Linked DNA regions of Homo sapiens: region 1 is linked to region 2. Evidence: chromatin contacts called from ENCODE Hi-C or POLR2A ChIA-PET data. All regions are on one chromosome and are shown on one strand. Each heading gives the region's core, a stretch centred on a gene start or an enhancer-like site at or near the end of the contact. The rest is flanking DNA. Distances are from core to core; before and after follow the strand shown.

What was found. Hi-C counts contacts between places; a loop is a spot of excess contacts on that map. ChIA-PET counts read pairs that join two places held with the same protein, here RNA polymerase II (POLR2A). Pooled maps may share reads with other maps.
Region 1: a loop to region 2 is called in a map of CD8-positive, alpha-beta T cell, with 3 times the contacts of the local background. The contact joins two enhancer-like sites. A Hi-C loop is called at or near these places in 13 of 168 maps with a recorded cell type or tissue (CD4-positive, alpha-beta T cell, CD4-positive, alpha-beta memory T cell, CD8-positive, alpha-beta T cell and 8 more), 31 of 37 single-sample maps with no recorded cell type and 18 of 50 pooled maps. POLR2A ChIA-PET finds 5 or more read pairs at or near these places in 21 of 52 experiments (AG04449, AG04450, CD4-positive, alpha-beta T cell and 14 more).

What each region holds. Positions count from the first base shown.
Region 1 is chrX:65,685,181-65,691,650 of GRCh38, reverse strand. All of the region lies in intron 1 of MSN (moesin), which reads right to left. Among named protein-coding and RNA genes, the nearest start is that of MSN, 21 kb to the right of the region's middle. RefSeq lists a silencer at 3,077-3,126. Within about 2 kb of position 3,135, at least 4 of the 41 ENCODE cell types and tissues checked have a DNase peak (open chromatin) inside an H3K27ac peak, as active enhancers do.
Region 2 is chrX:65,720,424-65,727,012 of GRCh38, reverse strand. All of the region lies in intron 2 of MSN (moesin), which reads right to left. Among named protein-coding and RNA genes, the nearest start is that of MSN, 56 kb to the right of the region's middle. RefSeq lists a silencer at 3,932-4,226. Within about 2 kb of position 3,177, at least 6 of the 41 ENCODE cell types and tissues checked have a DNase peak (open chromatin) inside an H3K27ac peak, as active enhancers do.

The DNA of each region.
Region 1 (6,470 bases), core at 1,886-4,385, 35 kb after region 2:
CACCTGGAATCCCAGCTACTCGGGAGGCTGAGGCAGCATAATCACTTGAACCCAGGAGGCGAAAGTTGCAGTAAGTCGAGATTGCACCATTGCACTCCAGCCTGGGCAACAAGAGCAAAACTCCATCTCAAAAAAAAAGGAAAAGAAACAAAAAGAAATAAAAAACATCTACATGTGAAAGTATATACACCTGAAAAGTTAACTACTGCTAAGAATTATAGGTGGATTTCTGGATCCAAGAGGTGCCAGACAGCCAACTGTGGATGCAGCCCTTCCTTTCCTCCCCTGTTAGCTTCCATAGTCTTCAGCCAGGAGATAGGGGGCTTCTGGGGAATCTAATCTGACTCAAGGGAGAGGATAAGACAAAAAATGCCCTTAAACCAATTCAGCAGCTATTGAACCCCTGCAAAGTGTGGGGTATTTTACTCTGCACTGGGAATACAGAGACTATGCCAAGTACTACTTCAAGGGGTTCCCCACCTAGTAGGAAAAAGACATAATTCTTGGACCCCAGAGAATGAAGTGTGTACTATATCCACCCTAAAGCTCCCAGTTACCTTTCTCTCCTAAGAAAAGTTCCTTTTGATACTGGCGAGAGAAAAGAAACCCAAAGTGTCCTACTCATGCTGCTTGCTTCTCTCCATTAAGCACCTTCCCATGCCCCTAGGAAGGACTTGGAACAAAGCCCCCTTTCCTACCATAGAAGGAGCTTATTCTCTACTCGGGATACTACATGTAAAACAGTGGAAAAATAATCAAAGACCACACTGTGATACAGTGTGCCCCAATATGCGCGAGAGCTTGATCCACTCTGAAAGGATAGTAGCAGTAGGGGCTGGGGCCAAGGAGAGGCTGCTCTATGGCTGGGCTCACTCCCTAATCAAGCGTAAAGGCCATCCAGCTGAAGCAGGAAGCAGAGAACAAGCAGTCCTCAGTTCCCAGGCACAAGACACACGTCTTGGACACTGAGACAGGGCTCCAGCCCTGCAAGTCCACATGGATCTGAGGAGTGAAGTCACCAGGTCCTTGAGCTCACCAGCTCCCTATAATGTTCCCACTAACTGAATGTCTTGATGCCCACAGCATTACTCACCTCCTATCCTGTTCTATCCTTCCCCTTTCCCCCAACCACTGGTCTGCTCACGCCCAGACGGTGAACTCACTCTCTAAAAAGGGCTGCTCACCTCCCTTGGGTGCAATTAGTTAACCCCACCCCTTCCTCCAGCACTTTTGGGTTGGGGGCCATAACTACTATCTCCTTCTGGACCTCTGACCAAGTTTAGAGGATGTCCAATTGAACTGTTAGAAGAGTCCAAAGAGCCCTGGAAAAAGCATTAGCTCAGTGCTCAGATCAGCTGTATCCATGCCATATTGACATGGGCACAGGCCTCCCTCCCCTTTCTCTGGTTCAGTTTTGTCACATGTAGCAAGGAGAGGCTTCTATTAGAGATGCAGTAATCAACCTTTGCCCAATGTTAGAATTCCCTGTGGGAGTGCTCAGAAAATATTGATTCCCAAAGCCTTAACCCAAACCAATTAATCAGAGTCTACACGTGCTCCTACAAACTGGTCAAGATCAATTACACAGGCAAGCTGGACTTCCCCAGGTACACCCTGGCCAAGGTAGATCAGAAGGCAGGGAGCCTAGATGGCTCCATGCAAAACTCAGCCCCCTACTATAAGAAGGGCAGCTCTAACAGTCAACATTAAGCTTCATTCTGGTTTCCAAAGGTCATGAGTTCAAATTTCCCCCTTTTTCCAAACCTTGCTTCAAGTCCACAAGAAAAAAAATTAAAATGTATTGGAACTAGCAAATCCAACCCCACATGCTTTGACATCAGGCAAGCATTACAACTTTTCCTTTCTCTAAAGGACCAGTCCTATCTGCCATTGTGAATTGTTTTTTTCATTTGCCACATATGGTCTCTATGGCCCAATTTTAAGAATCTCCCACCCTTCACAGAGGGAATGGTGACAAGAGAGAGCTGCTCTTCCTGCATCCACAGCCTTTTGGCTGCTCTAGTGACACATTCCCATGTGATGGTATCACATTCCTGAGGGCGTACCAACTGCTTGTGACCAGGAACTACCTGGCCACAGACTGGGATAAACCATCTACCTCATGATGTCAGCTTATCACCTGTTTCTGGTGGGTTCTCTATGAACTACCTCTCCAGGGCACTTCTTCCCTCCTCATCCACATCCGGCCTCTAATGATGCCTGTTCACCCCTCCACCCAGTTATGCTCCCTTACAAAATTCAGACACAGCTGACCACTTCCAACTTTTTGGAGCTGGTAGAGTTGTCCATTTGGCTCAGTTCCGCACAGAACAAAACCATTTCTGAGATGTGTGCCACCATTCCCGTACCCATGGGAGGGCAGACCAGCCTCCATTGTTAGGGGAGTATAACATTTCTGAATAAATCAGAGTTTCAGAGCAGGAAATAGCCCTCAGAGGTTAGCCAAACCAACCTCTTGTGGAACAGGCTATGGCCCAAAAACGAGCAAGGACTTGGTCAAGATTGCTCTGGAAAGCTAACAGCAAGGCCCAGCATAAACAACAGCTCTTCAACTAAAAAAGAGTGCCTTTTCCATGATTCTCCAATACCTCTTCCTCTCAACAAAAAGTTGGATTGATGCTCTTGCTCCCACCAAGGTACAAACAAGACTCTACATTAGCTAGGTCTAAGCAGCCCCCAAACAATTCTCACCTACTAATAAGCAACTCCCATATGTCCAGGAGCATGGCAAAACAAAATAAGTTATTGGCTCAACCAGGTGGAAAGCACAATTAGCCTTGAAGGCAGTGGTCTGACACTACCAAGAATGGGTTACACAGGAAGCCAGTTGCAAAACCAGAGTCAGGCCAGGCCCCAAGTAGGCAGGACACAAATATAACAGGTGGCCATCCCCACACAGCCCCCAAGTGCTCTCTCTCTAAACATTAGTCTTGACTTACAATATTTAGAAGAGAGACTGAAAAGAGGTTGGGCAACCACTGGAACGGGGGAAGGGCCAAATGTTTAAAGCTGAAACTTCCTTTCTAGCTTCAGAACTCTGACCTAACCATGACCAGAGCTTAAGTCCAGGCCTTTATGAAACAACACTGCCTTCCCTTCCCACACTCCACCCCGTGCATAGTCGAAAACCAAAGTCTTCTGTCTCCCAATCAAGCCTTGTCTCCATTACTCATTAGCTGAGTAATTTTTGCAGCCACTTAAAGTCTATGAGCCCCAGTTTTCCCTTATGTAAAAGTAAAGATAATAATTCCTGGCTGGGTGTGTTGGCTCACACCTGTAATCCCAGCACTTTGAGAGGCCGAAGTGGGCGGATCTCTTGAGCCCAGGAGTTCGCGACTAGGCTGGCCAACACAGTGAAACCCTGTCTCTATTTTAAAAAATAATTTTAAAAAAGATAATAATTCCTAACCTGCCAACTGTAGAGAGTTGATGAATATCAAATGACATAGTAATAACAATAAAAAAGAGTTTTACAACTATGAAACTTGTTACAAATATAGAGAATTATCATTACTTGGACACTGGAAAAAAATTACAGGGCAATGCCAGCCAACCTGTCAAGAGATTCCTTCAATTCGCATCTGACTTGGCTATTTTAAACAGAAAACTATTTGGAAAATGGGCAGCTATCCCCTAAAATTATAAATCCTTTCCAGCTTCCTAACCCTAGAATTTCTTTTTCTGGGATGTTAAGCAGCTAGAGGTTCCAGAAGAACTTGCCCCAAGAGGTTCCTAATGGCTCTTTTAAGATTTTCTTTAAGCTTGGTTCTTCTTGCCAAAGGACAATCTCAGTAGAGTGTGATGAAGGGAGAACTACTCGACTCTCCCTGGAATAAAAGTCCATGCAGGGCACACTCAAACATGTCTTCTCAACCTCCGATCTTTGAAGGATTGCCTCCTTTCTAATCCGATTCTCATAAATATGCTGCCTCTACCTGAGTTCACAGCTGGAGGGATGGTCAGTGAAGGCACAAATGACCTGAGAAGTAGAAGCCTATCACTTTCCTTGCTCCAGAGTGCAAAGTTCACCATTTTCCTTATAGTTAAGGTCAGTTACCCACATCAACATAAGAGTAATACTCTATGGATTACTCAGCAACAGCAACCTAACCACTTCACCCTGGAAACTTTTAGGACACGTTTGCATAACTAATTATGTGTTATTTGGATTATCAGAAGAGCCTGTATTCCCTGAGCTCACATTATTTAGAACAGGCAGTCCACAGGTAGCTGAGAAGAGAGGGGATTTTTTTGTTTGTTTGTTTGTGTGTTTGTTTGTTTTTTGAGAGAGTCTCGCTCTGTCACCCAGGCTGGAGTGCAGTGGCTCAATCTCAGCTCACTGCAACCTCTGCCTCCCAGATTCAAGCGATTCTCCTGCCTCAGCCTCCTGAGTAGCTGGGATTATAAGCACTCGCCACCACACCCAGCTAATTTTTTTAGTATTTTTAGTAGAGACGGGGTTTCACCATGTTGGTCAGGCTGGTCTCAAACTCCTGACCTCGTGATCCACCCGCCTCAGCCTCCCAAAGTGCTGGGATTATAGGCATGAGCCACCACGCCTGGCCGAGAAGAGAGTTTTATTATGGATGGTTGAGAGATGATTATATGGCAATGCCTCATTGGTCCTAAATGGTCTATAAATGAGCTGTATCACAGAAGTGAACATTTTCTGATAACTGAGGCTCACCCGTTTAAGGATCATAACTATTCTTAGTGGTGAGCTGAAAGTCTTTCATCTACTGATATACTCTACTGCTTTTGTCAACAGAGACTATTAAAACATGATTTAAACTTCTCTGAGCACCTGAATCCTGAACACTTGATTTTCTACGAGCTAACATTTCAGAGCCTTCCACTGCTAACTTATCCAAGTTTCCCACCAATTCTGAGGTTAACACATAATCATTCCCACTTTACCAACGGGAGAAGTGGAGGCTCAGGGAGGTTAAGGGATTTCTCCAAGGTCAAACAGCAAGTAAGTATGGAAACACAGATATTCCTGCAAGCCTGGCCTACAATAAATGCCTGGAGATACTTTGGATCCACACCTTCTCAAGTAGCCCAAAAAATTATTTAAAATGTCATTTCCTTTTCCTTTTGGAACCTGATCTCAAACTCCCTGCCTCACAAAGCTCCTGAAAGTGCCAATCACTAAGAGTGTGCAGGCAGCTTCCTGTTTGTCTGAAGGGGAAGGGAATAATGCCTGCAGTGGCCTGTGGGCCTAGCCCAGTCAGGGTCAACCTCTGGTAGCAGAGGTTCCAGGATTAAAGGCTGGGCAAGCAGAACTCTGCCCCACCAACTGTGGAAGTCTGGGAATAAAAAGGCAAGAGAAAGGTGGGGCCTGCCATGAGTGGGCAGAATAGAGCCAGCATTTCTGGTAATTCTGCTTCTCCTCTAGTGGCCTGGTTCCTTCAACATAATCAATACTCTCAAGTTAGAAAGCTTCTAAGACCAGGACCAGTGACCACTAGGCTAGAATTTTTCTTTCAAAATATTTGTATTTCACAAATCACTATCTTCCTCAATTATTCAACTGGTGGCTCACCTACAGCTGAGTGCTCTGCAAAATTCCACTTTCCTACCACCTGGACAAGATTCCTGATGTGTATGTTGTTAGGAAGGGGATTCTAATCTAGCTTCTCTGATAATTGACAGGCCCTTCCACAGCTCTTCTTTGTTTGTTTGTTTGTTTGTTTTTAAGCCAGTCAAATTTAGCAGTGGGGGGTTGTACACCCACTTCAGTGGCTGAGGCGTGGTGGCTCACGCCTGCAATCCCAACACTTTGGGAGGTCAAGGCAGGAAGATTGCTTGAAGCCAACAGTTCAAGACCAGCCTGGCCAACACGGCAAAAACCTGTCTCTACTAAAAATATTAAAATTGGCCAGGCACAGTGGTGCACGCCTATACTTGGGAGGCTGAGGCATGAGAACTGCTTGAACCTGGAAGGTGGAGGCTACCGTGAGCCAAGATCATACCACTGCACTCCAACCTGGGTGACAGAGCAAGACTCTGTCTCAAAAAAACAAAAACAAAAACAAAAACTTCAGTGATGCTAATGTTAACAAGTTCTGACAACCCAGTACCATCGGTAACCCACTACCATCGGACCAGCCTCCACTGCTCTTCTGTGGAGAACATTGGAAAAGCATGTGCCTATCACAAACACACACATATGTACACTCACAAAGTTTCTTTCCTTCACCTCAGACAGCTCCAACAGCCAGAGGTCTTCTGAGGTGCAGGATTCTCAGTCAGGTACTGTCTGGAATCAAACCACCCCAAGCTGGCAAAACCACAAAACAGGAAGGGGACCATGCTAAGCATAGAAAATAAGTTTATCCTACCACTAATCACTCCACTGAGCTCATTTAGACACAGGATCTAAAGCAATCTCTATAGGTGGGGCCTACTGAGCATAGAAAGGGGAGCAGCTACCATCATCTTTCATC
Region 2 (6,589 bases), core at 1,928-4,427:
CTGAGGTGCCCCCTGTTGTCCTGAGCCTCCTGGCTGAACAGTGGGCAGGAAAAGGAGGCTTGCCAAGAGAACACAGATGAGCTCTGTTCTCTAGTCCCTGACATTAGCATGTTAATAGTCTGGCCCTCAGCTCAACCCCAGCATACCCACCACTGTCGATGGCAGCAGTGAAGCTGAGCCACATCCTAATGAGGTCAGGCTGGCCTTAGGCAGTCTTTTTTATTTTGTTTTTTGGGAGAAGGATGCAAGTGGAGGGTAAGGGTAAGGTGAGAAAGAATCATAGAAATATACCTGGAGATGGAAGCAGGGAACAAGGACCCAGTTTTGCTGATGTCCTTCCCTTATGAACAAATTAATATCTCCCTTCAAAATACACACACACACATGCACACACACACTCACTCACAAAGACACACATACACACACTAACACTGTATCCACAAAGTTTCTATTATGCATCCAAAGTCAGGCCCCACAGTCACACCCAGAGTTTACAATCTAGAGCTTCAGAGACCCCAAAGAAAAAAGTAGCTCATATTTATTAAGCACCAATCATGTGTCAGGCGCTGAACAGTAAACAACCCTGTGAGATAGCAATTATACCCATATTATAGATGAGGAACTAAGGCTTAGAGAGGTAATGCATCTAAAATTACAGAGCCATATAGAACCATGATGTGTCTGACTATAGAGCTTGTACCTTTTCTTCTCTAGCATGCTATGTCCTAATGCCAAGTACTCATATGAGCTTACGACTCCTGAGCTTCTCAAGTGATTAATTGCCTTGTCTCTCCTTTGGCCCAAATTTCCCATCCAGGTAATAAACTTTGATCACTTCTGCATCGAGATATGCTTCCTGGCATTCCCACTAGACCCAAGCGACAACCACTTTGGGGAGAAGCCATGTCCCCCAAGTCATCGACCTTCATTGCTCACCAGGTCACCCTTCCCCTTCATAGCTTGGATCAAGTATCAGGAAACCTGAGCAAAATGTTCATGTCTGTCTCCAACTAGCTGTATGATATCAAGGTAGCATATTTCCTCTCTGGGCCTCGCCTTCCTTATCTATCCAAATTGGGGAGTATGGCTTCAATGATCTCTTTTTTCTCTTAAGTTCTATCATTGTACTAATTACATTACAAGGTTATTTTGCAAATGGTTAATAAAAACAATCCCATTTCCCAGCTACCTCTTGCTGATGTGGATAATTAGAAACATGTTTAGAAAAGATCAGTGGGGGTGGGAGGTAATGAGGAAAGTTCAAAAGGCTTCCAGAATTCAATGGCCAGTTGATTCCCTGACTCTAAGTCAATAGGCAGCTGGAACTGCCAGAAAGTTTCAGATGGAGAAATGTGAATGCTTATGTTGAAATGTAATATTGGCTTTTTGCAGAGGATGAAGGTAGTGGGTGGGCGTGAACAGAAAAGATTTTTTTAAAGCACCTTGTATATCATCCTAGATCTAAACAGGGCCCAAGGCCCAATTAACAGTTCTAATCATTTTCCACAGGGTTGCAGAAGAATAGTGTGTCCAGATGCAATTGGTGGGAAAAGGCAAGATCCAAGAAACAATCCAGCTGAGAGAGAGAGAAAAAAAAAGAGAGAGAGAGAGAAGACCCACTGAAGATGCTGAAGAGAAGAAGATGGACCATGAGGGCCAGGATATTAGGTCATGGGGGGAGAACAGACTTGGAACAGAAGTAGTAGAGCAGTGCTATGGTTTGGATGTGGTTTGTCCCCACCAAAACTCATGTTGATGCTTCATTGCCGGTGTGGCAGTGCTGGGAGGTAGAATCATTAAGAGGTAGTATGTAATGAGAGGTGTTTCAGTCATGGGGACCCCTGTCCCTGTGAATTACTTGACCTTTTGTCACATTATGAAACAGCACAAAGGCCCTCACCAGAGGCTGAGCAGGTGCTGGTGCCATGCTCTTGGACTTTACAGCCACTACAATTAGGAGACAAATAAGCCTCTTTTCTGTATAAAGTAACTAGCTCCAGGTATTTTATTATAAGAACATAAAATGGGCTGGGCGTGTTGGCTCACGCTTATAATCCCAGCACTTTGGGAGGCTGAGATGGGCAGATCATGAGGTCAGGAGATCGAGACCATCCTGACTAACATGGTGAAACCTGGTCTCTACTAAAAATACAAAAAAATTAGCCGGGCATGGTGGTGCGTGCCTATAGTCCCAGCTACTCGGGAGGCTGAGGCAGAAGAATAGCTTGAACCTGGGAGGTGGAGGATGCAGTGAGCTGAGATTGCACCACTGCACTCCAGTATGGGTGACAGAACAAGACACTGTCAAAAACAAACAAACAAACAAACAAACAAAAACAAAACAAAACAAACATAAAATGGACTCAGACAAGCAGCAACTGGTCTTTGCCTGTACTAACAGACTAATTGTAGAGGCTAAGAGACTCCAAGACTGAAAGGAAGTGAGGTAGGCACAGACTATGCAGCCAGTCCCAGAAATCCCAGGAGTGAGACCGTTAGCCTCTTTTTGCACCACGTTGTCTGTTTCACTATTGGGTGGGAGTAGGGGTGTGATAAGAGAAGGAGGATTAGCCAGGTGTGGTGGCTCATGCCTATAATGCCAGCACTTTGGGAGGCCAAGACAGGTGGATCACCTGAGGTCAGGAGTTCAAGACCAGCCTGACCAACATGGTGAAACCCCGTCTCTACTAAAAATAGAAAATTAGCTGGGTGTGGTGGCACATGCCTGTAATCCCAGCTACTTGGGAGACTGAGGCAGGAGAATCGCTTGAACCCAGGAAGCAGAGGTTGCAGTGAGCCGAGATCGCGCCATTGCACTCCAGCCTGGGCAACAAGAGTGAAACTCTGTCTCAAAAAAAAAAAAAAGAGAGAGAGAGAGAGAAGGATCATGGTGACTAAAGTAGTTCTGAGATCCAGAGTAACTCAGGAGAAGTTGGGCAAAGTAATACCTAAAGTGATGTCAAAAAAAAAAAAAGAGAGAATTCAGGCTCAGTGCTGGGGGGAGGGAGGGTGATCTCTCTGAGCACTGTCTCTTCCTTTGTGAACATAAAGAAATCAGAAACATAAATGTTCCACTTCCTTAGGCTCTAGGGCTTAAAGAGATGAGTAATATCTCTCAGCCTGCACTGAAGTCTCAAAGTGAGAAATTGAGGACGTGGCGGGAAGGAAATATGGTCTGAAATCAGAATTGAAACTGAAAAAGAACAAAGAACAAAAATGGATGACTCCTGACCCCAGGCTACAAGGAAATCTCTAAGGCCCATGGGGGTGCTGTGAACCATTTTATCAGGCAACTCTAAACCCCTTTTCCAAGCCAAGTTTTTCTTGCTTCCAGCTTTGCTTCCAGTTGAGACCTCCATTCCAGAGGAAAGAGAAACCTTATTTTCAAGTGAGAGCTTAGCATCTAGCTTCCAGTTCCAGGAATAACCTCTGTGGCTCCAGTGACTAGGGTCCTTATCATTCCACTCTGAGAAATGGTCCTATCCCTGAGGAAAAAGAAAATTCTTTATTGGCTCCCTTTGACCCGACAGCCAGCTTATCGGATCTGAGCCAGTATTTCTCAAAGCTCCCATGGAAAAAATCCTTAAGCAGCAGAAAATAATGAATGCATATACCCAAGGGACATAGGGGGTGTGGTAGGATGGGGTAGGGGGAGATAATAGGTAGATGGCTGTAACCCAGCTATAATTTCTTTGAAGCCTCAGGTTTAATTATTTGTGCAAATTTTATATTCTACTCCATAAATAATGAATTTTTAAAATTATTGCAAGTAAAATTAATGCTCTAGAATACTAAACCACATTCATCTCACAGCTTTGTATCCCTCCTGGAACCTGCCCCATACACCTAAAGAAAGTAGGACTTCAGTTTTTAAGACACTAGCTTAAGAAACTGGAGGTTGTGTATTCTACTCAGCTCCATGACTGTGGAGAGTTACAGGGTTCAAGCAACATAAAATGGAAAACTGAGGTGCAGTGAAAAGAAAAGATCTGCCTTGGAGTACATCCTCGTTAATTATCAGGAGCTTCTGGAAGCAAGAAAAAAAAACCCTTTACCTCCTTTTGACATGTGGAGGCAACCTACATCTGAGGTCTGTAGAGGGGAGCGGAGATCAGGTCAGCTTAGGAGCCCAGAGATTCTCTTCTTGAATCCCCCATGCATTTATCTGAGTAAACAAACTAGTGATGTCATCAGCCACTTCAAAAGCCCAGAAATTCTCTTCTTGAATCCCCCATGCATTTATCTGAGTAAACAAACTAGTGATGTCATCAGCCACTTCAAAAGCCCAGAGCATGGCCGGGCGCAGTGGCTCATCCTGTAATCCCAGCATTTTGGGAGGCTGGGGCGGGGCAGATCTTTTGAGCTCAGGAGTTCGAGACCAGCCCAGGCAACATGGTGAGACCCCATCTCTACTAAAAATACAAAAAGATAGCTGGTGTGGGCACCTGTGGTCCCAGCTACTTGGAAGGCTGAAGTGGGAGGATCACTTGAGACTGTGGGGTGCGAAGGTTGCAGTGAGATCACACCACTGCACTCCAGCCTGGGTGACGGAGCGAGACCTTGTCTCCAAACACACACACACACACACACACACACACACACACACACGAGCGTGCACGCCTAGAGGAGAATGAGGGAGTAATGCTGGAGCCACAAGAGAAGAACTGTGTGAGAAACAATGTGCAAAACTGCATCAATGCCCAAACACCTGAGACCCCCAAGATACCATTACAGATTTGGCAGCATCTGCATCAGCCACCCACCTGAAAGCAAATTATTGCACCACTGGAAAGCACCAAGATGGGCTACCACTATTGCTGTTTCTGTTATTACACATTGCCTGTGGTCAAGTGGTCACCTGCTCTATAACAGAGAACATACTCAGCTGAGGTTCTAAGTTTCTTTCTTTTATCGTTTTTTGTTTGTTTGTTTAGAGATAGGGTCTTGCTGTTAACCAAGCTGGAGTGCAGTGGTGCAATCATAGCTCACTGTAACCTTGAACTCCTGGACTCAAGTGATTCTCCAGCCCCAGCCACCCAAGTAGCTAGGACTACAGGCATGCACCACCATGCCCAGCTAATTTTTAAGTTTTTGTAGAGATGGGGTCTCGCTATGTTGCCCAGGCTGGTCTGAAGCTCCTAGCCTCAAGTGATCCTCTCACCTTGGACTCCCAAAGCACTAGGATTACAGGCATGAGCCACCATGCCCAACCTAGCTAGGGTTCTAAGTTTTGGAAGCAGGTAAAGTGGAAGAAGGTTCCAGAGGACAGTTGATCAAAAGCATTAGAAAAACTGGAAATGCTATGTGCCCTGGTTTAAGCCCCAGCTATACCACTTCCTAGCTATATGACCTTAAACAGATAATTTCACCTCTGTAAGCCTCAGTTCCTCATCTGTAAGATGGAGATCCTCCTACTATAATATATGTTAGTTATTTTATAAAATGAAAAAAAAAAAGGTTTACTGTCCTTATTGCAGAGTATTCAAGTCCTAAGTACTTTACTGAGCCAGAAGAACTTCCTGATTTCATAGCTCCCTCATCTGAACTCTCAGGGCAATGCCACCTACTTTAGTCCTTAATAAGAACCACCAATATTAGAATGCTTGGTATGCACCAGGCATTTTACTTATTTGAGGATTAAATCACAAAATCTGAGATTAGCATGATTATCATTTTACAAAGGAAAGGAAAGTACTGAGAGGCTAAATGAGCCATCCAAGGTCACACAGCGAAGTAACAGGACAGAATTTGAACTCAGGGCTGGTTCTAAATCCTATGCTTTATATATCACCCCATGGAACCTGACCTCAAGGGCGTTTATTTCTTTCTTTGTGGGTAGAGAGTTGCATGTGCCTTTCTATGCTTTTATAGGTAAGGAACTCCAAGTTCCTGAAGAACAGAGATGGTGTTCGACAGTGTAGACCTTCAGTCAATATTAAATGAATCAGTAAATAGATGAATGAATCGATGCTTTGAGATTTCACCTCTGTCCTTGAGCACAGCCCTTTAGTGGCACCTAGGTAATCCAAGATCAAAAGCTTTAGAAGTTGAAGCAAGTGACAAAATCACTATAGCAAAACATGTTCTCTCTCCCCTCTAGCTGTAGCACACTCACAAGAAGAGAGGTAAATGAGACAAACTATGAGTCCTACTTCCCTTTCCCACCAGGCCCTAGACTTCCTCAAGCTATGGCATCCCATTGTTGCCTATTATTTATTGCTGGTGCCAAGGAGTACTTCCTCTCTGGTTGGCTTCCTCTCTGGTCATTGGCCAGATGACTGCTGCGTTCCAGGATGGCCATAAAGCTTTTGCCAATTCCTGCCAAGGAGTCTAGCTCCTTCCTCCCAGGCCCAGGCTCTACCAGGAGGGCCTCCTTGAATGATGGGTCCCAAGAGCCAGACAGAACGGACTTCCTCCCTTATGCCTCATCAAGTTAGAGAGAGAAGAGCTCACATCCCCCAAATGCCTATGAACACATAACTCTACTGATTCCTGACCTGACCTGCCTTGGCCTCAAGAGGGCCAAATGCTCAATTCCTTGAGTTCAAATCTTTTTCCCTGTATTTTCTCACCTGTGGGGTCCACCTCT